Regions from separate parts of the Homo sapiens genome. Here region 1 is linked to region 2. Evidence: read pairs that join two places in POLR2A ChIA-PET (ENCODE). Cell type or tissue: HepG2. All regions are shown on one strand. Links, peaks and the distances in the headings refer to the core of each region. The heading gives the core; the rest is flanking DNA.

The links. ChIA-PET counts read pairs that join two places held together with the same protein. Peaks named below come from ENCODE experiments on the same cell type or tissue, not always from the same donor. Only the 100,000 strongest peaks of a DNase experiment are listed, where the experiment ranks them.
Region 1: POLR2A ChIA-PET joins it to region 2 with 10 read pairs; 2 of 35 experiments call an interaction of 5 or more read pairs at or near these places.

The regions. Positions count from the first base shown.
Region 1 is chr9:120,376,238-120,391,798 of GRCh38, reverse strand. It overlaps CDK5RAP2 (CDK5 regulatory subunit associated protein 2), which reads left to right. Exons shown (of 38, transcript NM_018249.6): 37 at 2,012-2,058; 38 at 2,507-2,924. The coding sequence ends at 2,563. Among named protein-coding and RNA genes, the nearest start is that of MIR147A, 140 kb to the right of the region's middle. RefSeq lists an enhancer at 1,194-1,694 and a silencer at 11,082-11,290. In HepG2, for the core only: CTCF peaks have their summits at 3,979 and 7,528; DNase peaks (open chromatin) are centred at 3,948, 5,218, 6,948 and 7,398; H3K4me3 peaks cover 622 bases.
Region 2 is chr9:120,562,203-120,577,763 of GRCh38, reverse strand. It overlaps CDK5RAP2 (CDK5 regulatory subunit associated protein 2), which reads left to right. Exons shown (of 38, transcript NM_018249.6): 2 at 5,723-5,790; 3 at 9,376-9,443. Among named protein-coding and RNA genes, the nearest start is that of CDK5RAP2, 10 kb to the left of the region's middle. In HepG2, for the core only: no CTCF peak of the experiment used is centred there; DNase peaks (open chromatin) are centred at 3,103, 5,743 and 6,203.

The sequences.
Region 1 (15,561 bases), core at 1,207-9,206, 190 kb after region 2:
CATAGCACCTCCTCTTCCTCCGTCCCCTCATGGTGATGGGGAAGAGCAAAGGCCAGGGCTGATTGCTACCTGGTCAAACTGACACCATACCTTCTCAGAGTCTACAGGGGAAAGTAAGGAAAAGGCATCCCAGTGGGACCCTAAGAGTCCTGATGCCCTGGGGCCACTCACTGGCCATGTGACCTGGAACCAGCTGCCTCAGGTCCTCATTTGCAAAGCGAGGACAGTAGTTCTGCCCCATAGGGTGGGGGAGTATTCAGTGAGGCCACCGTTGGAAACCACCTGTCACCAGGTCAACACTGCTCAGCTCAGGTCGGTACCTTCTTCCCAGCACTCTGCTGAGGTGGGAAGAACCATGGACTGAGTTGGGCAGGCCCACATGTGAGTCCCAGCTCTGTGCTGGGGCCAGTCTAGATTTGGGACGAGTCCTTTGTCGCTGTGTTCCTCGGTCTTCTCCTTGCAGTGGGGATTTCTGTGCTTTGGAACGTGGCAGTGCTGTTGAGGTGTAGGGGTCCCCTCAAAGCTTGAGCCAAGTGATCCTTAGTTCTTCTGCCATGAGCTTTGTTCTCTAGGGACATGGAGTGCTCTTTCACAATCATCTTCAACCTCCACAGCTGTGATACTTAATCTTTTCTGGGTCTCAGGCCCCTTGGTGAATCTGGAGAAAGCTGTGGTCTCTCTGTGGAAAAATGCGGACGTCCAGATACATACCCCCATTTGCACACAGTGTCGGAGGGTTTAGGACTGACCCCCCAAACATATCCAGGGCCCCATGTCAGGAACTTTGCCCTGCAGCAGGAGGTCAGGTTGGGGTAGAGGGGCAGTGGCCACCTCTGAAAGTCGTTTTGCTTGGCTAAAAACAAAGTCCACACCGTCTGTCCCGTCCCCAGTGTCACAGATTGCAAATAAACTCCATTACCTCCAGATGGAAATTTTCGTGAGGCAAGAAATCAATATTTTCTCAAGGCCACCACACGACAGACACCTATTCTGAAGAAGCCACTGGGGAGTCAGGCTATGTGTGTTGGGCGTTGAGTCTGTTACAGCCTCTGGCACTGTTGGCTAAAGGCGCGGCTCCAGAAGCCTTTGGTATTTCCAACGTGGGGAGTAAGCTGATCTTACTCTCACCAAGCCCTGTTGAGAACAGATTCCCTATCAGGCTCAGAACTCTGATCAAGAGGGGCATTCTTGCCACTGCTGGAGTTTGTGTTGGACAAGAAAAAGCCTGAAGGAAGACCCACCTTTACAGTTGCTCCTGAAAGCCAGGGCTCGCCTGCCCCTCCTGGGAATTCTCATGCACGGGGGATCTTTCTAGTACAGTGCTCCGGGCGTCAGTGTCAGCAGGGACCTCTGAAACCATCCCACCCAACCAGCTCTTGTCCAGGCAGAATGTGACTTGCCCAGAGGAATCAGGCTGGGCTATTCCACCAGCTAAAGGGCAGGCAAAGGAGAAGCAGCATGCCCACGGTTTTTTCTTCCAGGCCATTTGGAGCTGGCTCTAAGAGCTGCTGGGTAAAAACCTGGCTTCGTAGAACTTGGACCCTCATATGTGGGTCTGCCTGATCGGGGCACAGTCCCTTCCCACAGCTGCTTCCCAGAGGGCCTAGGAAACTAAAGAGTGCTGGGCAGGCCCAGGCCTCTACCCTCCCTGCGCCATTGCCCTCCCTGGCCCACAGAAGTGAGCCTGAGGGATACCTGGACAGCCAGGTGGCCGTGCACAGCTGTAGGGTGTTCTCTGAACCGGCATAGCATGCTGTAGCCTCTGCATCACTGTCAGGTGGTGGCTTAGCGGGGCCTCAAAGAGGTGTTGTTGATGCGTTATTTGGCCCTGGGGTTTGTGATGGGTCAGGTGGGCCCTTTGTACCTCCCTCTGGTCTGGATGCTTCAGACCTCGTGTTGTCTACATGTCCGAGCCCTTTGGGGTGGGGTTCATCCTCCCTGCACTTGGCTTTCACACAGCTCTCCTGGATATCCATGGCCCTAATCATTGCATTCTTTGCTCTCTCCTCAGTGGTCGTAACCCACAAAATCCTTCGGAAGGCCAGAGGAAACCTGGAGGTATGCCCTTTGAGTCTTTTCACTGCAGGCCAGTGGAAGGTCAGGAGGAGTGCAGGGCCAGAAAGGACCTCTTGAAAAATGAAGGTGCAGGTGGAACCAGGGGACATGTCCTCCTCAGAGAGTTGTTTCTGCCAGCAGTGCATGAAAAGTTGTGTTTTATCATGCCCTGTCGCCAGTAGGGGTTCTAAGTTTTAAATTTGTATGCTATTTTTACCAGTAAGAAATACAGCAAACAATGCTTGACACATAGTAGGCATTTGATGAATATTTCTTGAATGAATGAATACAGTATGATCTCATCGTTGTTTATTAGGTAAATATTTACTGACCAAACTATGTTTTTGAAAGCACTTTGAGAATAACAGTCTCGCTTTCACCTCTGTCGGGGTCTTACTTCAGAAACCTCCTTTGGACTTAAAATTCTCCTTTTTTTTCTTCCTTTTCCTAGCTTAGGCCTGGGGGAGCCCATCCAGGAACATGCAGTCCCAGCAGACCAGGCTCCTGAGAAGAACTTTCAGCCAATAAAGCTTGTGCTTCCCCCACCGAGCTCACGCTGTCTCTTTGTTCCAAGTGTGGTTCCTATTTATTGAGGAAGAAAGAGCTGTCTGGCCAAAGGAAATCTATTTTTTCCCTTCATGTTTTCTCTCTGAAAGTTGGCTTGAGAGTTGTTGTCAGAAAGGTGCAGGTGCTCCACAAACGGGTGGTAAAAAGGCCTCGAGCTCTTGGATGTTGTATTTCAGATCAGGGGCAGGCACCGGAGTTGAGGCTGTGCGCCTTGGTGGGCTTCACGTCTTCCCCTGGATTTGCTTAGTACTCAGCCAGTGCCACAGTTTGAAGATTCTCATTAAATGATTCATTTCATTTCACCTTGACGATTCTGTTGTTTTGTGTGGCGCCTCAAAGCCCAGGTCCCAAAATCCCAAGTGGGACAGGCCAGGGTTCCACGAGTCGCATGGCTCACTGCTGAGCTCGTTCAAGTGTCCAGAGAAGAGCACCTCCGTGCAGCGTGGCCATGGGCACTGGTGTGTGCTCAGCATCTCACAGTCTGCTGGACAGCAGCCCTTGCAGTGGTGCCATTCCCGATTTAGCAAAGAGCAGAGTGAGGCCCAGAGCTGGAATGTGGCATTTGCATTGTTCCCGTGATGACAGGGGTGTGTCATCAGCCATCCACATCGCTGCCTCTGACCAAGATGCCCCCAGCCAAAACACTTTAGCGGCTTCCCACTACCCTCTGATCCAAGCCCGAGCCCCTAACAAGGTTTACAAGCCTTGCTGGCACCTCCAGCTCCTTGCCCATCTCGCCTCCTCCCGCTCCACTCTGTGTTCCAGGCAAACGGAACAGTGTTCTCCCCAGTCTAACCCAGGCTGCGCCCTCTTGGACATGCTCCTCCCACCCTTTCTTTTTCTAGTTAGCTTTGAATGGTCCTTTAGAAATATTTTTTCTGCCCTTGGGGAAGCCTCTCCTGACCCGATACTAGGTGAAATGCCCCACCTCTGCTCCCGCAGCCCCCACACCACTGTGCAAATCCTCTGAGCCCCTGGAGAGCAGAGGCTTGTGTTGACCATGGAATTGCCAGCACCTGACCTGGCGCCCAGCTCCCCAGACACGATGGTGAGGGGAGGAGACGGGATTGCACTTGCTGGAAGCGTAGGGTGCAGCAGCCCCGGCTGGGAGTCCGGGGAGTGGCCTCATGCCACTTTGCCTGTCTCCCCATCCATTAAGAGAGGGGCGGAGGAAGTGGGCAGTACAGACCCTTTCTGCTTCGGTTCCTGCCATCTGTGCTCTTCCTGAGAAATATTTGCACAGGTGTACCTCGGTAGAATACGTACCAGTGTGTGAAAACTCAGATTGAGCCATAATGTCACTGGAGTGCCTTTCGCAAGCAGTCACAACAGTTGACTTCCTAAATGGAAGCTGGGTCGGTGTGGCGCTGTGGAGCAGGAGGCCTGGTTCCCGTCCCGAGTCTTGTGCTTCTGTAAATGAGAGTTACTCTTGTCCAGTACTGTTACAGAGTTCGGAGCCTCAGATTTTGAAAGCAGCTGAACAACAAGGCCCTTTCCACAAATCGGTGACTCTTCTTCACTGTCTCAGTGGCTGGTCTTAAGCAAGTTTTAAAGTACTGTTTTAAGTTCTATGGCTGTGTTGTGCCAAACCCCTATTAACCTCAGTAGGGGAGGCACCAGGTTCAAGGGGCCTGAGAAGAGACCCACAGAGCCAGCAAACAGGATGTGGGCTTTATTAGGGGCTTACATACAGGGGAACAGTCCAGAGGCGGCAGGCTGGACAGGAGAACTGCTTTTCGTACAGAAACAGATGGTTCAGTGGCAGCGGCTGAACAACACAGCCCACGGCCCAGGTGGGGCAGGAAAACCATCACCACTTATAAACAGCATGCAGTTTATATAGCATTTTCACTTAACCTTCCCCCAAGGACCTCTACCTGGGAACCTTTTTTTAACCCAAAACTCAGGGCCTCAGTTCCCTGTACAGCCCATGTCCCATGAGACGGGCTTGGGGGCTCAGATACTCCTCACAAACAAGGAACAAATCTCCGGGTTGGCCACTCCTAGATTCTCTAGCTCAGAACAACATTAAGACGCGTCTGCCATACAGGGTCGTTCTAAGGTTGTGCTTAAGCTATTGCTGTCAGGGTGTTTACCCTCCAGGCAGGTGTGCGCAAATGTAAGCATGTGTGGTTGCGGGGGCAGTGGGGAGGAGGGGAGGAGGTTGTACAGTGTAGTAGATGCAGCTCAGGCAAGGCCTGGAAGTCAGACCTGGGCTCAGATGTCCCCACAGGGGAAGAGTCCTACCTTGCCTGGCACATGGTCAGTGCACAGCCCATGGGAGCTGAACTTGGTCATTGGCAAGGGCTTGAGGTGCAGGGATTGGAGGAGAGATCCACATTGGATTCTGGTACATCCCAGGCCCGTCTGGTTGGTGAACCCAGGCACGCCTGGAGCAGGAGCTGCAGAGGAGGGGCTCCAGGAGCCCAGCTGGCCATTTGCTTCAGGTCACCCACAGCTTTTCAGGAACACAATAATCTAAAACGAAGTGCATTTTTATCCGCCAGTTTAGAGTCACGTAAAATACTTTCAACCTTGGGCTAGTGAAGGCCCTCCCTCTTCTGGGAGGTGGAGGAGCAGCCTGGTTTGTTTGGGCTGGATTAATGCCAAGAACAAACTGCAAATAAGACAATTTGGACCTTGGAAAAAGCTCCATTGTCCCTGGTGAGTTAATTTTACCAGCAGCTGAATTCGGGAGGCTTTGAAGCAGTAATCAGAAAATGCGTCAATTTCCCTTCAGTGAAATTAATCACCACGTGTGCTGGAGGAGCTGCACCTGAGAGAAACAGCTGCAGGGACTAAATATATAGTGAGAGGATTGGGAGACAGGCCCAGGGCCCCCTGCTTGCCCTACCTTGGAAATGGTGCTTTTATCTCACTTCCGAGGCCCACATCCCAACGTCCCTATCGGGGTCCTGGAGAGTAAAATCCTCGCGCCTCAGGCCGGCGCTCACCTGGGATGGCAGTAGCCACACTGTGCATCTCAGTAATCTGCACCACCTCACCCATTTTACAAATGAGAAGACTGAGGGATGTAGCCAGAATTTGAACCTGAGTCTGTTAAAACCTGATGTCCCTTGGATTATCAGTATTCCCCCAAAATGCCATCTCTTCGAGAAACTGCAGCATTTCCCTGTTACAAATCGAAGTATTCTCAGTCTACCCTTTCCAACAAAATGTCTCTGGATGACCAGAGCAGGAGCCCAGAGACCCACAATTGAATTCCTCAACACAGCAGCCCCGAGAACTGCTTGTAAGTGGGTGGTGGAAGGGAGAAAGAGTGATCTTGTTAATAAGTTCTCGGCATTGTGGAAACCGAGAAACCTGCCTGGGGGATCCGGCCCTGCCAAATTGCCTCTTCAATCTTGGCCATATTTTAAGGCTAACTCAAAAATGCAATTATCAAAATCACTCATCCCATCTCCTGAGAAGCCCCGGACTCTGCCTCAGGGGCTAGACCTGTTTACCTCTTGCCACAGATGGGTGCCAGGTAGGATGGGGGTGAGCAGATCCAGAGACCCGGCTCCCCAGGTGGGGCCTTCTAGTGGAACCAAGCCTCGGTTTCCTTATTCACAAAAATTATGAGATGTGGAAAGATATACAGTGGCTAACTGTGAGGCCCAGACATGGCCAAATTGCAGGGGTTCATCTATTCACCTCAGTGAAGGGTCTGCCTTTGGCCAGCAGCACATGCTAGAGACATCCTTGCACCTCCTCCCTCACCCTCCATATCCCATCCATGATCAGGGCCACTCTCTCCACTTGTATCTCCCAAGGCCATCGCTTCATTCATCTCCAGTGCCACCTCAGTCCAAGTGACCATTAACTCTCACCTGGACAGCTTACTGTCCAGTTGGCCTCCCACATCCACCCACCCCTCCAAATGTCTGCCAGACCACAGCTAGAGTGATTCTTTAAAAGGGAAAGCAAATCATACTATCCCCCTTGTTTAAAATATGGGATGCCTCTCACCACACCTAGTGTGGTCAGCAAGCCCTCAGTTCCCTGAGCCCCCCTGTCTGCCTTCTTGGCTCCCTGTGCTCTAGTCTCTTAGGGCTTTTGTCTCTGTCCACAGGACCTTTGCACATGCTGCAGCCTGCCTAGCATGCTCTCACCGTGGCTTCTCCTGCTAGTCAGAGATGGCTTCCCGATCAGGAGCCCCTATTCTGCATGATCAGAGCGTGATGATCCCCCCTCACTGGCACTTGGCCGCTGTGTGACTTTGGGTTCTTCCTCTCCCTGTCATTGACCTGAAGCTCCGTGAGAACACAGACCTCATGTGATTTGCTCACACCAGCCCCGCTGCCTGGGACAGGGCCAGCAAATATATTCACTCAGCAAACATTGCCAAAGCTTCGCCAGCCTCCTTCTGGAGGAACTCAGGTTGGTCGGGAGAACAGACAAGTAATATAGTGAATAGGGAACATTTGCTTAGACCTGGGGTCCTGGGAGCCTGGCTGTCTTTGGAACATCATCATAGGCAGTCATTGTGACAGCCCTGGGTGGGAGGGACTGCTTTTTTCATATGAAGGACTGGGGCACAGAGTGACCCGCCCAAGATCACACAGCTTCAGATGGAGGCCCGTAGGCTACAGAGCCCAGCTCCCTGCCGCTGCGTGTGAGTGCAGTTTAGTTTGGCGAGTGCCCAGGCAGCTGGTCAGGCTGGAGTGCAGCCCACACTGGCAGCGTCTGCTTCCACTTGCGGCCCACTCAGGCAGTTCCTGCCAGTGGTCCAAAGTCCAGCCCTGCTCCTGGTGAGGCCCAGAGGGGCCTCATCCTCGCTGGGAGGCAGGCAGTTGGAGTTGCTTCTGACTCAACCTTTTAGACCTCTTTGTCCTCAGGGTTGCCCAAGTCCCCTCTTTTCCCATTGACCCCATTCCCTGGGAAGCCGCCGGCCTTGCCTGACCCGAGAGGGCAGCACTGGGCAGGGCTCACCCCTCCAGCTGGATCACAATGGGACTAAGTGCATGGTGGCTACCAAGCGCCCTCCCACACGTGCTTCTCTCAAATGCGAAAGCACCTCCTTGTTAACAGGCATTCACGGGAGAGCTTAATTACATGGTTTCAGGTCTAAAACGACCCTCTGTTTGTATTAATGCCACTTTCTCGTTCCAAACAGAACAGCATGTGGTCCCAGCTCGTGTGTGACACTGGCCGACGGTGTGGGCAGACACAGGGAAATAAGAGAACAAGGTCGCCCTGGCCTCGCCCTCTTCTTTAGCCAAAACAATGGTGGGGTCGGGGGCCACAGACAGAGAGTGACCAGGCCCAGGGCTCCTTTGTGGTGGAAGCCAGTGGCTGGGAGCCCACCTGGAGAGTGTGGAGTGGGTGTGGGAGGGAGAGACAGGTGGGCGAGGTGTGGACACTCAACATAGGAAAGTATTTGGAGACAGTCACAGTTACACACTCAACATCTGCTGGCACCTACCCAAGCCCAGAGCTCCCAGAGCCCCGCGGGCCCCCGAGGCACTCCCAGTCAAGCATGGGAGACAGGCCAGCACACAGGTGATCCGTGGTCGTGATAAATGGTCACAAGGGGCCGTGGGCACCCAGAAAATGAGCTCCTACTCGGCCTTGGAGGTGAGCAGGGAAGGTGTCCTCGGGTGACCCTGGATGAACAGTAAAGGCCAACTGGGAATTGTGGGGTGGAGAAGGGGTGGGGGTGGGGCTCCTAGGCAGAGGAAACAGCAGGGACTAGGGTCTGTGAGTGGTGCATTGGTCTGGCTAGAGCTTAGAATTCAGTCAGCGGCATAGGCAGTGCCTCCAGTGGCAGCTTGAGGCGGGTGGGTGTCATCGGGAGCAGCAGGGGAGGCACGGGTAAGTTTTTGTCTGGGAAGGGGTTGGGGGATGTTGCCGAGTGTCCAGGGTGCAGGCTGGAGTGTCCTCACCTGGTCAGGGGCCGGCAACAGAGAGGCAGGGTGGATTTGGGACACTTATGAGGACCTGAGGACCCGTGTGTGTGTGTGTGTGTGTGTGTGTGTGTGTGTGTGTGTGTGTGTGTGTGTGTGTGCGCGCCCTGGCGGCGGGGGTGAGGAGGAGAGGGTCCATGCTGCAGGTTTCTGGCCCAGCCAGTGGTGTGGGCACCTCCACAGAGAAAGAGCAGTACGGAAAGTATGGAACAGTATGGAATGCCAACTGCATCTTTCAAGGTGGGCAGAATCTACAGGGTTGTGGTAGGGGAGGAAACAGCCTGTGCAAAGGCATGGAGGCCACTGAGGGACCCATGGTAGTGGAGTGTGGCCGGGGCATGAAACACGAGGTTGGACACAAGGTACTGGAGATTTGGGCCTTTTTTGTGTGTGTGGCATTGGGAAAACAATGGTGATTATTCCAGCGATGAAGGAGAAAGCCCTGGGAGGAGGCAGAAAGAAAACTCTAGACGAGAGGCCAGTCAGGGGAGGGGGTGAGGGACTCGGTCATTGCCCAGGCAGTGAGCCCCATGGCTGTGAGGACACAGAAGCCCACTCTCTTCTCGCTGCTGTTGCAGGAAGGCTGATGGCAAGAAAGGAACCCGGCCTCCTACTCAGATGAGGCCAGGGGGTGGCCTCCCCGGGGACTACCTGGGACTCCTGTTTTACCTGCAGTCTCCTGGCCCCACCTCTAGTGAGCCAGTGACCCAGCCGCAGGCAGCTCCTCTGTCTGGAGACAGGACAGTGGTCCAAGCAACTGCCTAGCAAGGGGCTGTGTCACAGAAACAGAGGTGATTTGAACTCTCCCAGCCTCAGTTTCCAGCCTCACCTTTAAGGTGGGGGTAACGACTTTTTTCTACCCAAGCCTCCTCCTCCCTGGAGAGTTCCCTGTCTTTGAGTTCAGAGCTCCTCCAGGCTCTGCAACAGGCCATCCTGTCCTCCCCCCAGCCCAGCGGATTCTGCTTCCTTCTTCTTTCCACTCTGTCGTATCCTCTCCTCTCCTCTCCTCTCCATGTCCACCTCCTACTTAAACACCGCTTGCCTGCAGCCAGCCTGGGCGCCTCCGGCCTGGGTGAAGGAAGCAGTCTTCTCACGGGTCTCCCTGTCTCCTGCGCATGCACCCACCCCTCACTGTCTCTGCCCACATCCAGGATGATCTTGTCAATTGCAAGACAATCATGTCACTTCTCTGCTTGCAAACCCTCCCAAGACCAAGTCCCCACTCCTCCACTGCATCCAAGCCTTCCCATCTGGCCTTGGCCTTCATCTCCCATAGATCGGGGCTTGTCCTTGATGATCTCCCCGGCCCCCATCCATGAAGTTGCTATTCTTGCCACACTTCTTGCAGGCCCCTGAGACCATCTCCTCGGCATCCTGCAGCTCTGGGCTTTGCACCTGCGTCTACTGTTCTGAAATGTCCGTCACCCACATCCTGGGCCTGACTCACTCCCACTCATCTTTACCTCAGGCATCACCTCTGGGCCTTCATCCTTTATGCCTCAATTCGTCTCCCTATAACAGGGGTATGATCCCTTGTAACTGGAGATGGTCTTAGGGTCTTAATTGACTACAAGCAACTAAGTTAACTGAGACCAAAGAAGAAGTCTAAAATGCTAACGATGCCTTGGCTGCATTAATAGAGATACAGAGTCCAAACAAGAGAGGTGAATTATTTGGCTCTTGTCAGACCTCCATGACTTGTCCAACTGTTCTGTGGGCCTTGTGATCATTTCCTGTGCCTTGCTTTAGGAAGGATATTGACAAAGTGGATCATATCATTGATACTTTCACCTCAGTTCACTGAATTTGCTTGCCATTCGTCAAACATGTATATGCCAGGCACTACAGGTGTATAGTCACATTTAATGCCATAAAGCATTATGATCTCCTTTGTACAGATGAAGAGGAAGTCACAATAAGTCAGGTATTGTAATGATAAAATAGCGCCTGTGGTAGGCAGAACAACAGCCCCTAAAGATGTCCATACTCTAATCCCGGAACCTGTGAATATGTTACTTTATATGACAAAAGGGAATTTACAGAGGTGATTAAAGTTAAAGACCTTGAGATGGGAGATCTTTCTGGATTATCCAGGTAGGCCCACTCTAATTCCATGGTTCCTTAAGGGAGAAGAACCTTTCCCAGCTGTGGCCAGAGAGAGATGTGACACCAGGGAAAGGATCAGAGAGTGGCTGAAGACAGAGGGAGGGGCCAAGAGTCAAGGAACATAAGTGACTTCGGGAAGATGGAAAATGCAGGAAACAGAATCTCCCCTAAAGGCCCCAGAAAAACAGCATAGTCCTGCCTACTCCTTGATTTTAACCCAGTGAGACCCATGTCAGACTTCTGCCTATGGAACTGTAAGATGATAATAAATGTGTGTTGTTTTAAGCCACAAGGTTTGTGCTGATTTGTTATGACAGCGGTAGCAAATGAATCTCGTGCCTCAGTCAGTACAAGTTTGATCATATAAATTTAGAGATGATATGTATATGCTTGTAGTGTGTAATTTCCTAATGACAGGGGCCACTGAATAGATAACCTGTGAGGTAGTGAGCTCCCCATCCCTGGAGATATGTTACAGAGGCTGTCTGCTAGCTGTTGATGATGTTGTAGAAGGGATTTCTTCTCAGTGGGCAGGTGCTTGGACCAAGGACTTCCTCCAGAGAGTCTTCAGAGATTAGAGTGAGAAGCCACGTGGCCCAGGATTGGAGGAGGTTTTGCTTCTCCCTGCCGGCTGGGAGGCCTGTCACCACCCATAGGGTCTCCCTTTAGGCACGTTATTATATATGGTTCCAGGACTCCATTACTTCAGAATGCTTGTATGTAATGTATTGAAGGAATTATTGAAATGTGTAATTACAGTGTGCATTGTATTCTATTATATTCATTTGATGGAACTGTGCTCCATAATATCTATTCTCATATAAAAGACTCCACCATTAGAGTGTTATATTGTGTGATGATAGTTGTCCTTCAGCAGACACTGTCTCCTGTCTTCACCCAGTTCCCTTTCTTCTTCCCAACACTCCTGCTACCATGAAACTGGAATACCCCAACTTCCCAGGTGAGAAGGCACTTTGGGGTGATTGGGTCCACCCCACATTAGACAGATGGAGAAGGTGAAGCCCTGAGGCCAGAGCTGGTAACGCCAGCATCTCCCAAGTCCCAGCCAGTGTCCAGCCTGTGGTTCCCAAACACCTGTGAATTGGAACCGTTTGTTCAAAAAGAAATCTTGTGTGGAACCCCAATATACAAAGCAGATGGGTCAGCTCTAGGGCAAGCCAAGATGGGCCCCCCAGGGTCCTGAGTGCTTGGGAGCACACTAAGCCTCACCCCCACTCTGAGGTCCCTCTACCAAACATTAGGGCTTCAAGGGACATCCCGTGAAAACCAGTGCCTCAACCCCTTCCTGGTCCAGATGGGAAAAATGAGTCCCTGAGTGTGGCGAGTGCTTGCCCGAGATCACACCCCGAGCTGGAGGCAGAGCTGGGATCAGCACTCGTGTCTTCTCAGCCTGTGTCTCTCCATCTCAGCTGCATCGAGAACCCTGGCTGTTCTCAGCTCTGGCTGCGTTGGAATTACCAGGGACTCTTCAGCATGAGGATCAGAATCCTGGTCCCACAGACTGCGGTGTGATGAGTCTGTGGCAAGGTGCAGGGCTTCTTGTTTTTGAAAAGAGCCCCTGAGGCTCCTGCTGCACAGAGCAAGTTAAGAATATCTTCCTCCTAAACATTGCTTTGGTTTGTGCTCCTCACTGCATCTCCCCGCTCTGCCATAAGTCAGGCCCCATCACCTGCAGTTGTCATCTTTCCACAAATATTTACAGAGTAGGCACTGTCCTGGGCCCTTGGGATAAAACAAAGGCCCCTGCTTAGATTTTAGCAGTGGACGCCTGTAATAAGCCCATGGTCTCCTCTGTTAGAGGGGAAATGTGTTATGGCAAAAGGGGCTGGAGTGCGGGGTAGGGGAGGGTGGTAGAGGGGAGCTGGTGTTAGGATCTAACTGGGCGGGGACAGGACAGGGGATCCTAGTGGAAAGGGGATGTGAGCAGAGAAAAGTCATCCCAATACCTCCATTGCCTGGATCTGTGCAGTAGCATATTGAGAACAGAAAATGAGAAAATACTGCTCTCCCAGGTTGCCTGCCTTGTCATTGGGTTCTGAAGCCACCCTGCTTGGGCTGGGTTATCACAGTTCCTCTGCCTTCTGCCTGCAGCCTTGAAGTGAACGGCGGTCAGATCTAGGCCTGGGCTGGGCTGGAGACAGTCTCCTCCTATCTCCACCCCAGAGCCATGGAGCCTCAGCTTCATGAGTCTTTTTCTCCAAAGTCCTGCTGGCTGTGACATTAACCCATGTAAGCAAATGCCTCTGGTTCATTGGAGGAGTCAGACATGGAAGCTCGGATTGCAAAGCTCTACACACAGTCTCAGTTCTTACAACATCACTGTGTGGCTGGGTTTAATTCTCCCATTTTTCAGAAGAATAAATAAAGCTCAGTGAGGTTAATCCACTTGCTTAGAGTCATGTACCCAGTAAATCGAGGAGCTGATAGTGCAGCCAGATCTGTTTGACTGTTTCTACTACGTCGTGTCACCTCACTAAATGTTTGCTGAACTGCTGAGTGGAGGTGTGGAGTATTAGGCTGTCTGAGTTAAAATCCTCAGAGTGGCAATTTAGAGCGTGTTATTCAAATCCAGCCGACTCCTGTTTTACAGTAACCATCATCAAAGGCTGCTGTTAACGGGAGCCCACATCTTCCTTTGTGCATTTGAAAAAAATCCATCTTAAAGCCATCACGCCCGTGCGGTGACCACGGAGGAGTCAGTAGGAATTAAATCTGAAGCCAGAAACAGGAAGAAGCCAGAGGAAGGTCATCTTTTGAAATGACAAAGAGGTGCTGTTTTCTCAGTCGGGTAGGCCCAGCTACTGTAGCACCAACTGGGCCGCGAATTTTAATTCCAATCTCTGCAGCTGCTAATGTGCTTGTCGCTTGGAGAATAGACACTAATTGACAAGCAACTAAATAAATAACGTGTAACATGAAAGCAAACACAAGCTTTAAAAGAGAAAAAAAAATAGCAAAAAGGATGAAATTAAAAATGCGGGGGGTTGAACGGTGTTTTCCACACTCCATTAAAGTGACATCAAAAGGCTTTTCAAAATATTTGTTTTATGGTGAAGATAGAGTTAGGAATCATCTGAGCTCCTGTCCCCACGCTGCTGCGCTGGAGATCAGAGGTGGCGCAGTGAGAAGAGGAGAGAAGATTCTTCAAAAGGAGCTGGAGAGACGCAAGCTGCGTGCCTGAGGGATGACGTGTCAGCCTCTTGGTCTTACAAGGGGACAGACCGAGGTCCAGAGAGGCTCAGTGGAGCACCAGAGTCACCCACTGGGTCCCTGGGAGGTTAAGCCTCTGGTATGGATTGAATTGTGTCACCCCAAAAGATATGTTGAAGTCCTAACCCCTAGTACCTCAGAATGTGACCTTGTTTGGAAATGGGGTCGTTGCCGATGTAATTAGTTAAGATGAGGTCATACTGGAGCAGGGTGGACCCTTGGTCCAGTATGGCCGGTGTCCTTGTAAGAAACGGGAGAGAGGGGAGAAGAGCACCATGTGAAGATGCAGACACAGCAAGAAGATGGCCACGTGACCACAAGCCACGAGGCAGGGACAGATTCCACCCCGAGCCTCAGACGGAGCACGGCCCTGCTGACACCTGGGTTTCAGACCTCTGCCCTCCAGAACTGCAAGAGAATAGACTTCCGTTATTCCAAGCTGCTGAGTGTGTGGCGCTTTGTTCCAGCAGCCCTAGGAAACAAATCCAGCCTCTGCCGCCTGTGCTCCTGCTCCCCACTCTGCCCCCAAGGTGGACACAAGTCCCGCATCCTGGCTGGAGGCACTGCTTCTCAGACCTCCCCTGACGTCCTCCCGCCAGTTGTGCTCTGATCATATAGCCATGAAATTTCACTGACATTCCCCCATTTTCATTATTCATGTAGTTCTTGCTACCTAGACTACAAGAATCTTTTCAAATTTCAATTCGATTTGTTCAACAAGAACTTCTTGAGCTTCTTAGCCAAATATGCCTGCCTTTCCCAGGAGCCACCAGCCCTTCTCCCCTCCTTCTCCACTCCCTCCAGACTGGCCGTGGGGCTCCCTTGCTTTTCCCTAAGCACGCCCGACATCCTCTGCTTCAAAGACTGGCCGCTTTCTCTGCTGGAATCCCCTTTCCGCAGACATCCGTGTGGCCTAGCCTCTCACCTCCTTGAAGTCACCGTCTCAATCAGGACTACACTGACCACCCATCCCTATTCATAATCCCAACCTGCCCCTGTGTACCTGGTGCCACTTAGCTGGCTTCGTGCTGTGTGATTTTTGTATGTGTTATGCTTATCCTTGGTCATGTTTTCCCGCCATAGACTATAAACTCCATGAGGGCAGGGACTCCTCTGTGTTGCTCACCTAGAATGGTGTCCGCTGCTCAGTAGATACTTGTTGATGAGTGACACTCTCCCTATGGTAGGCCCAGGGCTGGGCACTGGGGAGGCTGATATGTGGTCCTTAAATAGCTCACAGCATCCTAGGGGACTAGCATGTGCTGACAATTCCAGCTCAGGTGCTACGAGCAGCAATAGGCTGACTGCCATGGCAGACTGAGGAGTGGTGAGTCCAGAGGGGTCTTCCAGAGGAGGTGTTGTCTATAACAAGTAGGCAGGTGGTGGTAGGAGGGGCTGGCCTAGGGGCACAGTATGCAAAAGCGTGGAGGCAAGGAGAATGGTGAGGTCCCATCCCCACGAGACATGACGGGGTGCTGTGGTGAGGCTGTGCGTGAAAGATGGCAGGGTGGGAGATGAGCCCGGATGGGCAGTGGGGCCTGAGCCTGACTGAGGGCTTCGTATACCCATGGCTTCATCCTGGGGTGAGGCAGGGACAAGTCATCTCCAGGTTGCAGAACATCCACTTCTAGCCCCTTCCCCCACCGGGCTTAGTATCAATCCACTGGAGACAGTTCCCGCCACATCAGGCTGA
Region 2 (15,561 bases), core at 1,808-9,807:
ATCATCTGTGAGCCTCAGTGTTTATCATCTGTAAAAGGGGTTGGTATAAAGCCTAGGGTTGGCATAAGGATTAAAATGAATCTTAAAAAGTTTAGCTCAGTGTCTGACCCAGAGTAACTACTCAACAGATCAGCAAATATTCTCCTTTCCCTCATCTCCCTGCCTTTGCAGGACGTAGATACTGCATACATTCCATCTTAACCATTTTAAAGCATGGTTCAGTTGTATTAAATATATTTGTATTATTGCTCAACGGTCACCACTATCTATCTTCGTAACTCTCCATCTTGCAAAACAGAAACTGTGTCCCTGTTAAAACAGTAACTCCCTATTCCCCCCTTCTCCCAGCCTCTGACAATCACCATTCTACTTTCTGTCTCTATGATTTTTTTTTTTTTTTTTTGAGACAGGGTCTCGCTTTGTTGCCCAGGCTGGAGTGCAGTGGAGTGATCTTGGCTCACTGCAACCTCCGCCTCCAGAGTTCAAGCAATTCTCATGGTTCAGCCACTTAGTGGCCGGGACTACAGGCATGCCCCACTACGCCTGGCTAATTTTTGTATTTTTGGTAGAGACGGGGTTTCACCAGGTTGACCAGGCTGGTCTTGAACTCCTGGCCTCAAGTGTTGTGCCTGCCTCGGCCTCCCAGAGTGCTGGGATTATAGGTATGTGCCATTGCGCCCAGCCTGTCTCTATGATTTTGACTACTCTAAGTGTCGCGTATAAGTAGAATCATACACTATTTGTCCTTCTGTGACTGGTTTATTTAACTTAGCATTATGTCCTCAAGGTTCATGCGTGTTGTAGTATGTGTCAGAATTTCTTTCCTTTTTAAGGCTTTTGTTTTTAATTTTTTTTAGAGACAGTCTTGCTCTGTTACCCATGCTGGTCTTAAATTCCTGGGCTCAAGTGATCCTCCTGCTTCTGCCTTGCTAAGAGCTGGGATTACAGACACAAGCCACTGTGCCTGCCCTTCACTGATATTTTTATTGTCCTTTTGATTATAGCCATCCTTTGGGTGTGACATGGTAGGTATCTCATTGTGGTCTTTTTTTTTTTGTCGTTGAGACAGAGTCTCACTCCCTTGCCCAGGCTGGAGTGCAGTGGCGCAATTTCGGCTCACCGCAACCTCTGCCTCGTGGGTTCAAGCGGTTCTGGTGCCTCAGCCTCCCAAGTAGCTGGGACTACAGGCACGTGCCACCATGCTCGGCTAATTTTTATATTTTTAGTAGAGACGGGGTTTCACCATGTTGGCCAGGCTGGTGTCGAACTCTTGACCTCAGGTGATCTGCCCGCCTTGGCCTCCCAAAGTGCTGGGTTACAGGAGTGAGCCACCCCGCCTGGCCCTCATTGTGGTATTGATTACATGTTAATGGCTACTGATGTGTTGAGCATCTTTCCATGTGCCTTTTAGCCATTTGTTCACTTTCTTTGGAGAAATGTGTATTCAAATCCATCGTCCATTTAAAAAACGTGAATATATTTTGACCCAGCAATTCCACTTCTTGTCATCTATTCTAGAGAAATCCTCATACTTGTGCATATGGGACCTTATAAGGACATTCATATGACATTGCATGTAAAAGAAAAACTTGGAAACAAATTGAATTATCATCAGTAGGGGATTGGGTAAATACACATCCTTTCAAAAGTATCTTTCAGACTGTGGCCCGTTGGTAGCTCATGAAATTCAATTTAGTAGGTTGCAACCAGGATTTAGAAAAATAGAACAGAATAGAAAACATTTCAAGGATGAAGGGTAATAATATTTCTTCTGTGGCTCATGGTCAGTAAGGTTTGAAGAACACTGCTGTAGAAAGCTTTGTAGGAGTTGAAAACTTTGAGGCATATCTATTTGTACTGTCATGAAAACATCATGAGGGCATATTAAGTAGAAGAAGGATGTTGTAGCATGATGTATACTGTTTGATTGCATGTGTTTTTAAGCAGCAAAATTGAAACTATCTATGTAAAAACACATAAAAAGTTCTGGAAGTTATAGGTCTTTTTGAAAACAGTGATTACCTCCTAGGCGGGTTCTAGATGGGAGCGAGGAGGAGCCAAGGAGAACTTTAGGCTTATCTGTATTTTTTTAAATTTATGTATTTTTCTCTAATTAAGAATAAAATAGAATGAAAAAGGGGTTGTTAAAAGACAAAAGTGAGTTTGTTTGTGTAATCGTTGTCAGAATGTGATATCTGGTCTCATCCATGACTCTCATGAAACAATTTGTCAAGGAGACATAAGACCCCTTGGGTCTTATGGTTTGAGTGGACAATTGTTGCTGGCATATGTAGGCATAGAAAGAGGTCAGTCCTTTTCGGTAGCAATAGAGCAAGATAGGAGGATGAGGTGGTGGAGCTCAGGTGAAGGTCCATTCAGTCACTCAAAAATTATCCACAAACAGTTGCTACAGCTGGGCGCGGTGGCTCACGCCTGTAATCCTAGCACTTTGGGAGGCTGAGGCGGTCAGGTCACCTGAGCTCAGGAGTTCAAGACCAGCCTGGCCAACGTGGTGAATCTCCATCTCTACTAAAAGTACAAAAAATTAGCCGGGCGTGGTGGTGCATGCCTGTAATCCTAGCTACTTGGGAGGCTGAGGCACGAGAATCGCTTGAATATGGAAGGTGGAGGTTGCAATGAGCTGAGATCACGCCACTGCACTCCAGCCTGGGCGATAGAGTGAGAGTCTCCAAAAAACCAAAACAAAACAAAACAGTCGTTATGATGGCTGTGCCCTGTGCTGAGTGATGGAAATTTTATGCCTCAGTCCATTCGGCCCTTAACCACCACCACACCCCTGCCACCCCCAACCTCCGGGAAGGCGTCAGGGGTACCAGGGTGGTGTAGGTTCACAGCAGGGGGTTTAAAGTCAGGCTGGCTTGGAGTTTCCAGCCTATTAACTTTTTGGTCTTTGTTTCCTCATTAAAAAAAAAAAAAAAAAAGGCAACATTAAAAAGTACCACCAGCCGCAGAAAGACTATAGTGAGGATTAAACCTGATTTTAGTTTCAAACATTCAGTTTAGAAAATGGACTTTAATCCTGTGGTGAGGATGAAAGGGAAGGCTGCCTGTCCTGTGCTGAGTGTGGTGCTTGTGCAGCATGGGTGCCCCATACAAGGGCAGGTTTCTTAGATTGTGCTTTATTTTGCACGTGAGGAAACTGGTACTCCACCATGTGTCACATTTATATAGGAGCTTTGGGCAGTCCACACACAGGCTAGCAAGTGGAAAAGACACTGGGATCCTGGATTTTGGGCTTGGCTTTGCCACTAACTTTTGTGATTTTGAGTAAATAAGTTCCTAACCCATTTCTGGGTTTCAGTCTTCTCATCTGTGGAATAAGATCATATCTGAGCCCTTTTGTTTTGCTTACATTGTCATTTCTCGTGAGTATCCCTGAGGCCCCAGCCTTAATTATAAGGCTACAAGTGAATGATTAGAATGGAAAGAGGGAGCTGCTTGTGGCTGGAGGTGTAGTTGGAACTGACTGGAGGGTGCAGATGACAGATTCATAGCATTTTAAAAGTGGGTAGGTAAAGCCCGAGTGGAAATTTGGCAGGATCCAAGCAAAAATTTCTGCATTACATAGTGGTTTTGTCTAAGAGTTGGGATGTCAGATGTCATTTTTCAAACTTCAGTGTTTGCCTGTAGGAAGCTTGTCTAAGACCAGAATCTTTGGCTTTGTTTGCTAGGTACTTTTCAGCTGTGATTGATCTTGGCTTGAGTTATTCATGGGCAGTTTTAGCCAGTGGGAGTTAATGTAATGGCTCTGGTACCCGGAGAGAACCCCAGATTGAGAATGCAGGACCAGACCTTAGGCTGAGCTTGGCCAATAACCTGGTGTATGTGACCTTGGGCTTCTGGACCACCATCTGCAAAAGGTGATGGTTGAACTTGATTTTAGTTTTTAAAATTCAGTTTAGAAAATTGACTTTGTCCTTTTAGTGATGTTTATTGGAGGAAATTGAGAATTATATAACATTAAAAAGGAAGAAAACCTCTCATTTCCCTACTAATGATGATTTTTAATATTTCAGTATATTTCCTTTGTCTTGTTATATATCTGTAGCCCACCTATTTCCAAAATGGACTTGAGGTGACTTCAGTATTTATGTACTGTATATATTTGTTTTCATAATTGAGGACATATTCTGTTTACGTTTTTTCATTTACCTTTACAGGGGACACTTTTTTTTTTAAATTTTTTTTTTTTTTGAGATGGAGTCTCACTCTATCACCCAGGCTTGAGTGCAGTGGCATGATCTCAGCTCACTTCAACCTCTGCCTCCTGGGTTCAAGTGATTCTCCTGCCTCAGCCTCTCAAGTAGCTAGGACTACAGGCACCTGCCACAATGCCCGGCTAATTTTTGTATTTTTATTAGAGATGGGGTTTTACCATGTTGGCCAGGCTGGTCTCGAACTCCTGATCTCAAGTGATGCACCAGCCTTGGCCTCCCAAAATACTGGGATTATAGGCATGAGTCACTGCACCCAGCCCGGACACATTTTTTTGTGATCATTTTCTTAATGTTGGAATTTTATGATATTTCCAATTTTTTGCCTGTTTTTGATCTTGAAGGTACATTCCAACTCCAAAGTTTGGTGGTCAGGCAAAATTATCCTAGGAGCACAATGAATTTGGATTTAGAGGCATGGAAAGAGCAAATTGCCAAGAAGTCAAGCTGTTTCCATCAACTCCTACTTTACAGTGTGGGATAGGGAAGTATTCGTGGGAGTTGGACATAAAAGACCTGGCTTCTGGACCTGGCTCTCCACAGAACCGCCATGTGACCCTGGCTAGGACAGTAAAATTGTCTGGGCCTTGGGGCCTTCCTTTGAAAAATGTGTGCACCCTCAGGGAATTAGGCAATTCTAATGATGGTAAATCTTTTATAAATTGTAAAGCACTGTAGGTTTCAAGGCGACATGATATTTTGCTCCCATTTGTGGAGTACCCACAAGGTACCTTGCAATATCTTGTTTAATTGCCAGTTACTCTGTGAGGTAGCTGCTGTACTCATTTTACAGCTAAAGAAAGTGAGGCTCAGAGAGATACATGGCAGAGCTTAGAATAGATCAGGGTAGTGTCTTTTGTGTCACACCACACCTCCTATTATGGGTTAGTTTTCTGTCAGTGTCTCCAGATCCTCACTGAATTTATTTATGTAATTCAACCAAGACAACTTCTTGGATCAGTGAATTTTGCATTGTTTGACATTCTTAAAACATCTAAATTGGTGTCTGATTCCCAGAGGTGGTGATAGGCATATTAGTAGTCATAATGATAATAGTAACAACAACAATAGTTGCCGTTTACTGAATACTTACTATGTGCTTTGTGTTTATATACATGAACGAATTTAATTTTTACAGGGAGGGCATGGTATCCTCATGTACCAGATTAAGAGGGTGAGACTCAGAAACATAAGTATCTTGTACTTGTCACAGTGCCTCTGCCACTAGCACATATTTGGCACACAGAACATTTGATGTATGACTGAATGAATGATGTTACTGAAGGTCACTCAGCTATCAAGTGTTGGAGCTGGAACTCAGCCCCAAAGCCTGAGTTCTTAACCTCTGTGCTTCATGCCACATAGGTAGCCCAGCTGTGTGCATCCCTCCTGGCCATGGGATGATTGTCATGTGCAGTCCAGACCGTCTTAACAGTCTCTGTTGTTCAAACATTAGCTCATCTCTTATCTCATGTGTTCTCTCCTAGTGGCCTTGTTCCCAGTGTACCAGATGACCTGGATGGCATCAACCCCAATGCTGGGTTGGGAAATGGTCGTAAGTACACAAAACCAGGCATTCTCTTGAGTAAAGAACAAGGAAAGTAGACATTGGACTGTGAGCATCTTGAGCTTTCATATCTCTGGGGCCCAGAGGCTTCCCTGAACTGGCACACCGTAGGTGCTCAGTATTTTTTGTATGTATTGATTTGCTTTCCACCTCCTTTCATAAACACTGGACTAGAGGAATTGTTGTCCTTTTGGCCATACTTCATGAGTTTCATTTGTTGCTACTAAAGCTATAGGGATTCAGTGAGCGTTTGCTGAACTGAACAACTGCACGGAGGCTGGACATTGAATTGGCAGCTAGGCCAGTGGCTGGAGGCCCAGGAGAGCTGCCATCTGGACTGTAGCGTGCCAAGGCCTTCCTGGCAGGCTGCTGGATCCTGTTTGCCGGCTGAGGCCCCGCATTCCTACACGGGCCTGCCCTTTGGAGACAAATAGCTGGTTAGACCACAGGAGACGGCTCTGAGTAAATAAGTAGCGTACTGTGTTTAAGCTGGATTATGAGGAGACTTTGCAGTTTGGGTCTAGCTAAGCATTCTTCATAATTTTTATTTCTGAAAAAAGTGAATGCTTAAGCGTCTCTGTGGGTAGTGCTAGTTTTTGCAAAATATCTCTAAGATATTTTGACTTGTTCTTTTTTTTCTCTTCTCCACAGTGCTGAGATATGTGCAAGAGGAGGGAGATTTTGGAGCAGACAGGAAAAGAGTCCCACGGTTTATTTCTGGAAAATCCCTTAACTTACAGGGCACCTTCATGTTTTCCTGAGGAACCTATTAACTTTTACTTTATTTTTACTTTTTATTTTTTTGAGACATGGTCTTGTCCTGTCACCCAGGCTGGGAGTGCAGAGGTGCGATCACGCACACTGCAGCCTTGACCTCTTGGACTCAAGCAATTCTCCATCTCAGTCTCCCTAGTATCTGGGACTACAGGCGTGTGCCACGACACCTGGCTAATTTTTGTATTTTTTGCAGGACGGTTTTGCCATGTTGCCCAGTCTGGTCTCGAATTCCTGGACTCAAGTGATCCACCTGCCTCAGCTTCCCGAAGTGCTGGGATTACAGGCATGAGCCACTGCACTCATTGGCAACTTTTACTTTAAATGCAAAATCCAACAAGTCTGATTTGAGATGGAGTCTCGCTCTGTTGCCCAGGCTGGAGTGCAGTGGTGTGATCTCGGCTCACTGCAACCTCCGCCTCGTGGGTTCAAGCAATTCTTCTGCCTCAGCCTCCCGAGTAGCTGGGATTACAGGCACGTGCCACCACACCCAGCTAATTTTTGTATTTTTAGTAGAGACAGAGTTCACCATGTTGGCCAGGCTGGTCTCGAACTTCTGACCTCAGGTGATCCACCCGCCGCAGCCTCCCAAAGTGCTGGGTTTACAGGCATGAGCCACTGTGCCTGGCCAGCCTATTTCTTAATTTAGCCGATAGTATACATTTGCTTCATGCCAGACTCTGGGCTCAGTGCTAAAATTCAACCTCAAATGTGGTTACTGTTAAGCTGAGAAGACAGACAAACCCTTATGAGAATTTGTATGGTCAGTGTCAGGAGCAAAGATGTATCAAGTGCTGTGAGAGGGGATTAAAGGGAGATTTCCTCTGGTGTGGAGGTGGGTCAGGCTAGAGTTTCCCAAGAAATTGATATTGGAGCGGAGACCTGAATAAGTCAGATGTAGGTAAGGAAAAAGGAGGGGATGAGCATCCCAGACACAGGTGAGGGCATGGCCCGTTTGAGGAACAGGAAAACAAACTAGCGTGCCCTTCACAGTCTGCCCTGCCCACTCCTTAGCCTCTTTTCTGCTAAGTGGTTTCCGAACACCATGCCCACTCCCACCTCTGTGCTTTTGCCTGGGCTGTCTCTCCTTCCTTTTGTTTCTCATCTGCCCGGTGCCTCCTTGCTCCCTCTTTAAGACTCAGCTCAAAGCTCACCACCCTTTTTGGCTCTCCCCAGGCTGACTAAGGTGTACTTTCCTCTCTCAACATTGTGTATTTCACTTCATCTCATCTCATTTCATTTATTCCTGTTGGCTACTTTTAAAGTATCGGAATCAGACTAGTTCTCACCCACCTATACTCCTTCCATCCTACTCCAACCCACCATGATCTGCGGCCTAGATTATCCCAATATTCTCCTAACTGGTTTCCCTGTTTCTCTCCTAAGCCCCTTACAGTCTGTTCTCAGAAAGGCAGCCAGAGGGAGCCTGTAGAAACCTAAGTCGAATCATCTTACTCCTTAGCTGCAAACCTTCCAGCAGCTCCTCAGAGTCCTTAGAAGAGCCTAAAAACCGTATACAGTCTGTCCCTGTTTACCTCTCTCACCTCCAGTCCTGCTATCCCCCTTTGTTTATTGAGCTCCAGCCTATTGGCCTCTTGACTGTTCCCCAGACCCACAGGGGACCGTGCTTCCACCTCAGGCTTCTCCCTGAATGTGGAGAATTCTCCCCCAGGTAACTGGTCCTTTCTCTTCAAGTCTGCCCAGATGTCACCTTCTCATTGAGACCTTCCTTAACCACCTTACCTAAAATGGCAGTCCTCACCCCATGCCTCCTATTTCCTATCCTTATCTACTTTATTTTTCTCCATAGCATTTATCACCTTTTAACATATTATGCAGTTGTCCTTTTGTTTTGTTTATTGTGTTTCCTCCCTCTAGACTATCGGCTGCATTTGTTTGTTTCCTGATGTTTCCACATCTAGAAAGGGGCCTAGCAGAAAGTGGATTCTCAGTGCATATATTTTGAAAGAATGAACTTATTCACTCAGCACACATTTACTGAACACCTACAAAGTGCCACGGGCTTTATTCAGCCTGATAACAGTTAGTTTAGATCTCCATCCTGCTCACTCGATAGGGAACCTCTTGGATGCAGGATTAGTGTCTCCTTCACCATTGTTTCCTCAGCATGCAGGATGGGGCTTGGCACCGAGTAGGTGTGTAATACATGTTTGTTCAGTTAAAGATGCTGCGGAGAGATTTGGGTATTGCCATAGTCTTTAAAACAGGTCAGCAGTTTCCGGTCCACTGCTTGCTTTTGAAAATAAACTTTTATTGGAACACAACCACTTTGTTTATGGATTGTTTGTGGCTGTTTTTGTGTGACAACAGAGGATTTGAGTAGTTGTGACAGATTTTAGGCTTTGTGTATGGCCCACAAAGCCTAAAATATTGTCTGGCGTTTTAAGAAAAAGTTTGCCAACCCCTGCTGTCAAGTCAGTTAGATGTGCTTTGTTGTAATTACTGACGTGAGAAGATGACACTCTGTTCAGTAAGGTAATTTCATGAAATAAGGAAGTACATATCAGGACAGTCTGCTTTGCAAAATGCCTGATGTGTTTGCTGGGTTCATCCTCTGATGTGCACATTGTTACTTTGGGGTTAGTTTAAGTAATTTGTAAATTAATGGTTTAGAGCTTTCCCTGGAGCAAAATCAGTAAATCACAAAAGACAGCAAGTACCAGCCGCGTGTACTGTGGAAGCAGTTCGTGTTGTTTTCCTCTCTGTGCTCTATTCCCCAATAGGAACACTGGGCAGTTTGCATGCTGTGACGTTTTCCTCTATTTTACCTTTTTACAGTGCTCCCAAATGTGTCAGAAGAAACAGTGTCTCCCACCAGAGCACGGAACATGAAGGACTTTGAAAATGTAAGTGGAAATACCAAATTACTGCCCCCAACAAATTGTGTCTGCTGCCACTGTCCAGCCAGACCCAGGAAAGCTGTGTTTCTTGAGATCTAAGTTCGGTGATGCCAGAGGCAGGGGGGTGCCATGTCTCATGGACATCTTCTGTGAGACTTTTACGTACAAATGCAGTCAGCCCTTTATACAAGGGCCAAATATAGGTTCTGACGGGATCAGCAGTTTTCAACTTTGGGTGAAACTTTTGGTTTTCAACTTTGGTTTTCAGGTTTGGTGTCTTTCTGGTGTCCTAAAGGTGAGGATGTTCGCATGTTGCACAGTTGAGGGGAGCTAACATTTGTCAAAGGCCTTACTGTTACTATAAGGCATGTTATTTATGGTCCCCTATTTGATGCTCACTGCAACCTTTGAGATATTTTGTATCATTCCCATTTTGCAGGTTAGGAATCTTAAGACTAGGAGAGAGTTGTTTATGGTCATATAATACATAAGTGTCAGAGTTGGGATTTGAATCCAGGTTTTTATTAATTCCAAAGCCATTATTCTTTCCACTGCATTGTGCCTCCCCTTGCATTTTGAAGACTTTATCTTTGCTGTTGAATGAAATGTGAGTAGCCTGTACCTAGTACTGTGTAGTTTCTTTCTGAGAATGGATTACTTGGTGATGGATTTGGCTTCAATGCTTGATGTCTTCCAGCATTGTGTCTTTCATTTATTAGCAGAGGGGGTTTGTTGTCAAGTAACAGGAAAATAAGGTTATTTTCCCAATTCCAGTTCTCTTTAACAAGTTACCTGTTCAGTGCTCTCATTTATCATGGGAAGAATTAGACCCTTCTTCATTTGTAAGCAAATGAAATCCATACTATGCAAGACACAAGAGATACTTAACAGAGAGAAGATGGAGGACACAGAGAGAAGGACATTCCACAATTATGTTTCTTTCTCCCCAGTTGTCTTTACAGAACAGAGCAGTGCTGTCTCTGGATTTAATTTAGAATGCTCATTACTGCTAATAGTTATCTGCAAACCACCAGTGACCAATTGAAGAAATGACTTGTCAGATCTCTAATGGAAACAAGTAATTTCTGAGCTTTGGGTTGTTATAATTTCAGCTGTACAACTCGATCTATGCTGTGGGGTCTGGGGCCTCAAACGAATGAGATTTGATTATTCTACATCGTGTATAATTAAAATATGCTCTACTATTAAATGGTTGTTCCTGTTTTATCATAAGAGTAATAACAGCTACTGTTTATTGAGCTCTTGCTCTGAGCTGGGTACTTTAAGTGCTAAGCTCTTTGTATATGTTACTTTAATATTAAAGCGGCTCTGCAAGATAGTTATTTCATTTTTGAAGGGCACTGTTTTACATTTTATTTCTAAATTGGAAAATTTCACAGAATATTAGAATTTTGGTTTCACATCTTTTATCTGCTTATTGAACTGAAAGGAATCCTAGAATTGAACACAACCCTCTTTATTATATATAGGAGAAACTGAGGCCCAGGGATGTGATGTGACAAAATTGTTCTCAGAGGCAGTCTGTGCTGCCTAAGGCCCATTGGCTTCTGGAGCCAGGCTGCTTGTTTGTCCACTTCTCCTGGGTGCCCTGTGGCCGGTCACTTAACCTCTCTGTACTTCCCTCATTTTAACAATGGGCATGATAACAGTACCTACTTCATAGGGTTGTTAGGAGGATTGAATGAGTGAATATTTGCAAAGCACAGAGTACATTCTATGTGTTTGCCATGACTGCTTCTTCCTTTTCTTACTGTTATTGTTATAATTACTGTTATTTTTTTCCACTCTGCCATGTGATTCAAGTTCCCCTTGTTCAGATGTGTTCTTGATGACCTAAATCCTGTTTTACTTGAAGGTGAGGGAGAGCCTTCTATGCCAACATGTTTTAGGATTTATGTTTTTTTCTTTATGACTGTAGTCCTTTGGTTGCTGTTAGGTTTTTATGGCATTAATATTTTTTATTGTAGCATTTTCAAGAGCAAATTCTGCAGCCGGAATTGAAATGGCCACACTGTTCTTGATGTCTCCCTTTCAGGTCTTTATGAATCACTGAAATTTTTCATTTGGCCTGAGTTACAAAATGCATGATCTGTATGTAGTGGTAGTCTGAACTTTCTGTGGGATGCTTATAGGAAATGCTCTTGGCACCTAAAGCTAATTTTAAGAGCATGCATATTAAGGAGGGGGCTGAGATACTTTGGGTTTAAAGTGGAAACTCATGATTCGTCCTATTCTAGTCTCAGATGATTGATACCTAACCATCAGGAGTTGCATTTAGTTGGGAGCTGGCAACACATAGGTCACCTTCTGGTTTTCCTCAGAGTTCATCCATTTAATAAACATTTTTTAATATATGCCACTGTGCCAGGCTCTCTGCCAGGGGGAATCTGCAGTGGATTAAGACCAGGTAAGTCCCCCTGTCCAGAGGCTCACAGTCTGATTGGGAAGATGGATAGGAAAATAGTGCAGGGACAGAGGTAAGTCTAGGGTGCTGTGGGGCCACAGAGGAGGGGCTATGACTCGGGGTTCAGAGAAGCCTCTGGAGGAGATGTTGCCTGAGTTGGGTCATCAGGGACAGGTACGGTTTGGTCAAGTGGGGAGAGCTAGGGAGCATCCCAGGCACAGGGACTCACATGTGCAAATGTAGAGAGAGGCATGACAGGGTTTGATGAGTTCAGAGAGCTGTAAGTTCCCTGAACTTACTGGCTGGAAGGAGGCTGTGTGAGGGGAGTGGAGAGAAGTGAGGCCATTGAAGCAGGCAGGGGCCAGCTCCTGCAGGTTCTTGAATGTTACACTGCTTTGTTTGGTTTTTGTCCTGAAGATGAAAGGGAACCAGCAATGGATTTTAATCTGGGGAGGGAAATGACCAGAATTGTGCTTTCAAAAGCTTACCAGGCTGGTGACTATGAGGAGAAGAGTTTGGAGGGGAGCAAGGCTGGTGGTAAGGTGATGAGTTAAAAGGCTGCTGTGGTGTTGTGGGCCCAAAGGGAGGAATGTGGAGCTAAGGGCATGGAATGAAGGGATATTTAGAATGGAGTTAATTTCAGAGCTGGAGGAGCTCTAAGAATCATCTCTTCCAGTGCTTTCATTTGACATGTGGGGACTCTGAAGCCCAGACAGGGGTAGGGACTTATTCAGCTTTGAACCCAGGTCTTCTATCAAAGCAATTCCTTTCTATTTCATTTGACTGTTCTGTGGGAGTACTCACTCTGGCATGTGAAAACCACATGTCTTCTTTTTGGTCTTTAAACTGGTAATCCATTGTCTAATATCCTCATTAGCTGAGGGTATAATCACCTGTATGGCAGGCCTTATGGTAGGAAGTCGGTAAATCAGTTGCTCTTCTATGGGAGCCTGTCGTATTGGTCTTCCCTCCCTAGACCAGAGGAGGCCTTGCGGAGGCAGCATTTTGTGAAGGCCTGTACCTGTTGTGAGTTGTTCTGGACACTGCTATCTCTCTCTCCCTTTAAAAAACATGTTTTTTGGGTGAGTAGGGAAGACCCAGAATCTGGTACAACATATGCTGTCCAAGTAGCTATCTTTGTGAACATATGGAAGAGTTTAATCTTGGCTTTTGACAGGGAATGACATGGATAACTTTCCATTCTCAATACTCATGGATGGCATTATTACTGGCTGTGTAATATTAAATCAAGGCTTAATAAAAGGGATAGATTGAGCCATAATTTATATAACCTTACTGTGGGACATTTCAGGTTGTTTCTAATTTCTCACTTTTATAAACAAAGCTGTGATGAATCTCCTTGTGCATATATCTTTTTATAGTTGTATGATTTTTTATTTTTTTATTTTTTTGAGACAGAGTCTCACTCTGTTGCCCAGGCTGGAGTGGAGTGGCACGATCTCGGCTCACTGCAGCCGCAGCCTCCCGGGTTCAAGCGATTCTCCTGCTTCAGCCTCCCTAGTAGCTGGGATTACAGGCGTATGCCACCATGCCTGGCTAATTTTTTGTATTTTTAGTACAGGTGGGGTTTCACTTTATTAGCCAGGATGGTCTCACCATGTTAGCCAGGATGGTCTTGATCTCCTGACCTTGTGATCCGCCTGCCTTGGCCTCCCAAAGTGCTGGAACTACAGGCGTGAGCCACCACGCCTCGCCGAGTGTTTCTTTTTTTTAAGGGTAGATTCCTAGAAATGAGATTTCTGGATGTCGGAGATATTAAGCATAACTTACATGCAATAAACAGTAGATACTATGGAATAGGATTTGTTATGTCTAGCAGCTTCCTTTCCAAGGAATTGAAAGAACTCTTAGCCAGGTGTGGCTGAAACAATTGCCTGTATCCTGTCCACACCTGGTCTCCTTATCTTTTGTTGTTCTTATCTTATGCCCACCTGCCCTGAGATGTTGGCATTCTTGCATTGAGGCCCTTATTCCTGTTGTTGAAAATTCTTGGCCTCAGCCGAGGCAGTTGGTCAAATTTGAGTGTTTTGTTTGTGGTTTCACTAGGAGGTTTGCATCTTTAAATTTGCAATAATATGTTTGTGAGTTACTTACTGCCAGATCATAGCTCCCTCACCTTCCACCCCTGCCCCACTTGTATGGCCCCGAAGCTTTCAGAAGCACCATGGTGTGTAGATACGACATGGATTTGAGAATGATGAGGACTGGGTTTCAGGCTTGGCCCTGCCACTTACTGATCTGTGGCCTTAAATGGGTTGCTTCTAAAACCTCATGTGTAAAGTGGGGCTACTACTATCTTTCCTTCAGTTATTAATTAGGTAAGGTATGGAAAGCACCTAGCATGATGCTTGGTGCATAGAGGGTACTCAATGAATGCTGATGTCTGTCTGCTCTAATCCAAAGATTCCGTTGACTACAACCACTGCCCTGGGTTCTGCCCCATCAGTGTTCAGTTTCTGTACATCCTTCTGTGATGTTTCTTTGACCTTGGAATAAAATCCCTAATCTTGGCCCATGAGAACCCGTCCTGTGTGATCGACAGCTTCCTGTCTTTCTGAACTCAGCATATTCCTCTCCCCGTCGTACACTGCTCTAGCCACACAGGCTGCTGTTCCTCAGCCACACCCAGCTTGTCCCTGTGCCAGGGCCTACGTGCATGCTCCACCCTCTGCCTGGACACCCTTTCTCCCTTTCCTTGAATGGCAGGCCCCTGGACCTTCTTGCCTCAACTTGAATGTGGCCTTGTTAGAGAGGCTACCCCAACTCCCTTCTCAACTCATGATTCTGTCTTCTAGCAAGTACTCAGCGCCCTGTCTCTCCCACCATGACTCTTGTGACAGTTTGTGGTTATTTCTTTATTAGTGTACTTGCTTAACATGTGTCTCTATTCAATGTCTGGTACTCAACGCTGAACCTAACAAAATCGTAGGCATCTAATATTTGTTGATTGAATGAATGTGTAACCTTGTATGGAATACTAAAGCTCCAAATTTTGGTTGCTTTATCTGTAAAACTGGGAAAAATGTTTATCTGAGGCTTGTGGTGAGGAGTAAATAACATGCTAGGATAGTGCCTGCTATACCAGATCTTTAGCAAACAGGGCGGCTACTGTGGTTATTGTTACTAAAGTGGCTGGAGAGGAGATATACCTAGAGACATATCTAGAGGCAGACAGCTTATAATGAGGATGGGGGCATGCGGGGCCAGAGTCAGGAAAGCAAGCAGTAATGAGGGCAAGGTGAGGCTAAGAGTGGGAGAATGAGGGTGAACTTAGAACATGGCAGGAGTGTAAGAATTGTGTGGGATGCCGCTCAGTGGAAGTGGCTGAAGACCAGGTCTGTAGCTGGCAGAGCGAGTGTCATAGCCACTTTCCACGGAGCTCTGTGCACAACATATAGCCTGACGGTGCTAGGGGTTTTTGCTGAGTTGAGTACTTGGAATCAAGTAGGGCTCATGGCTGTTGGGGTAAAAGTGTTAAGTACAGGGGTTCATTTGTGTAGTGGGATGGCCTGCTGGATTGAACGCTCTGAGTTCCCGTACCTCGCATGTCCTGGCCATGCCCTCCAAAAACCTGGCCAGATGGAGGGCTGAGTAGTGTAAATTTTTACAATCTTTTTGAAGGCCATTTGGAAAGAGATTTTGATAGCCATAAATATAAAATTACTCTTGAGCCCAATA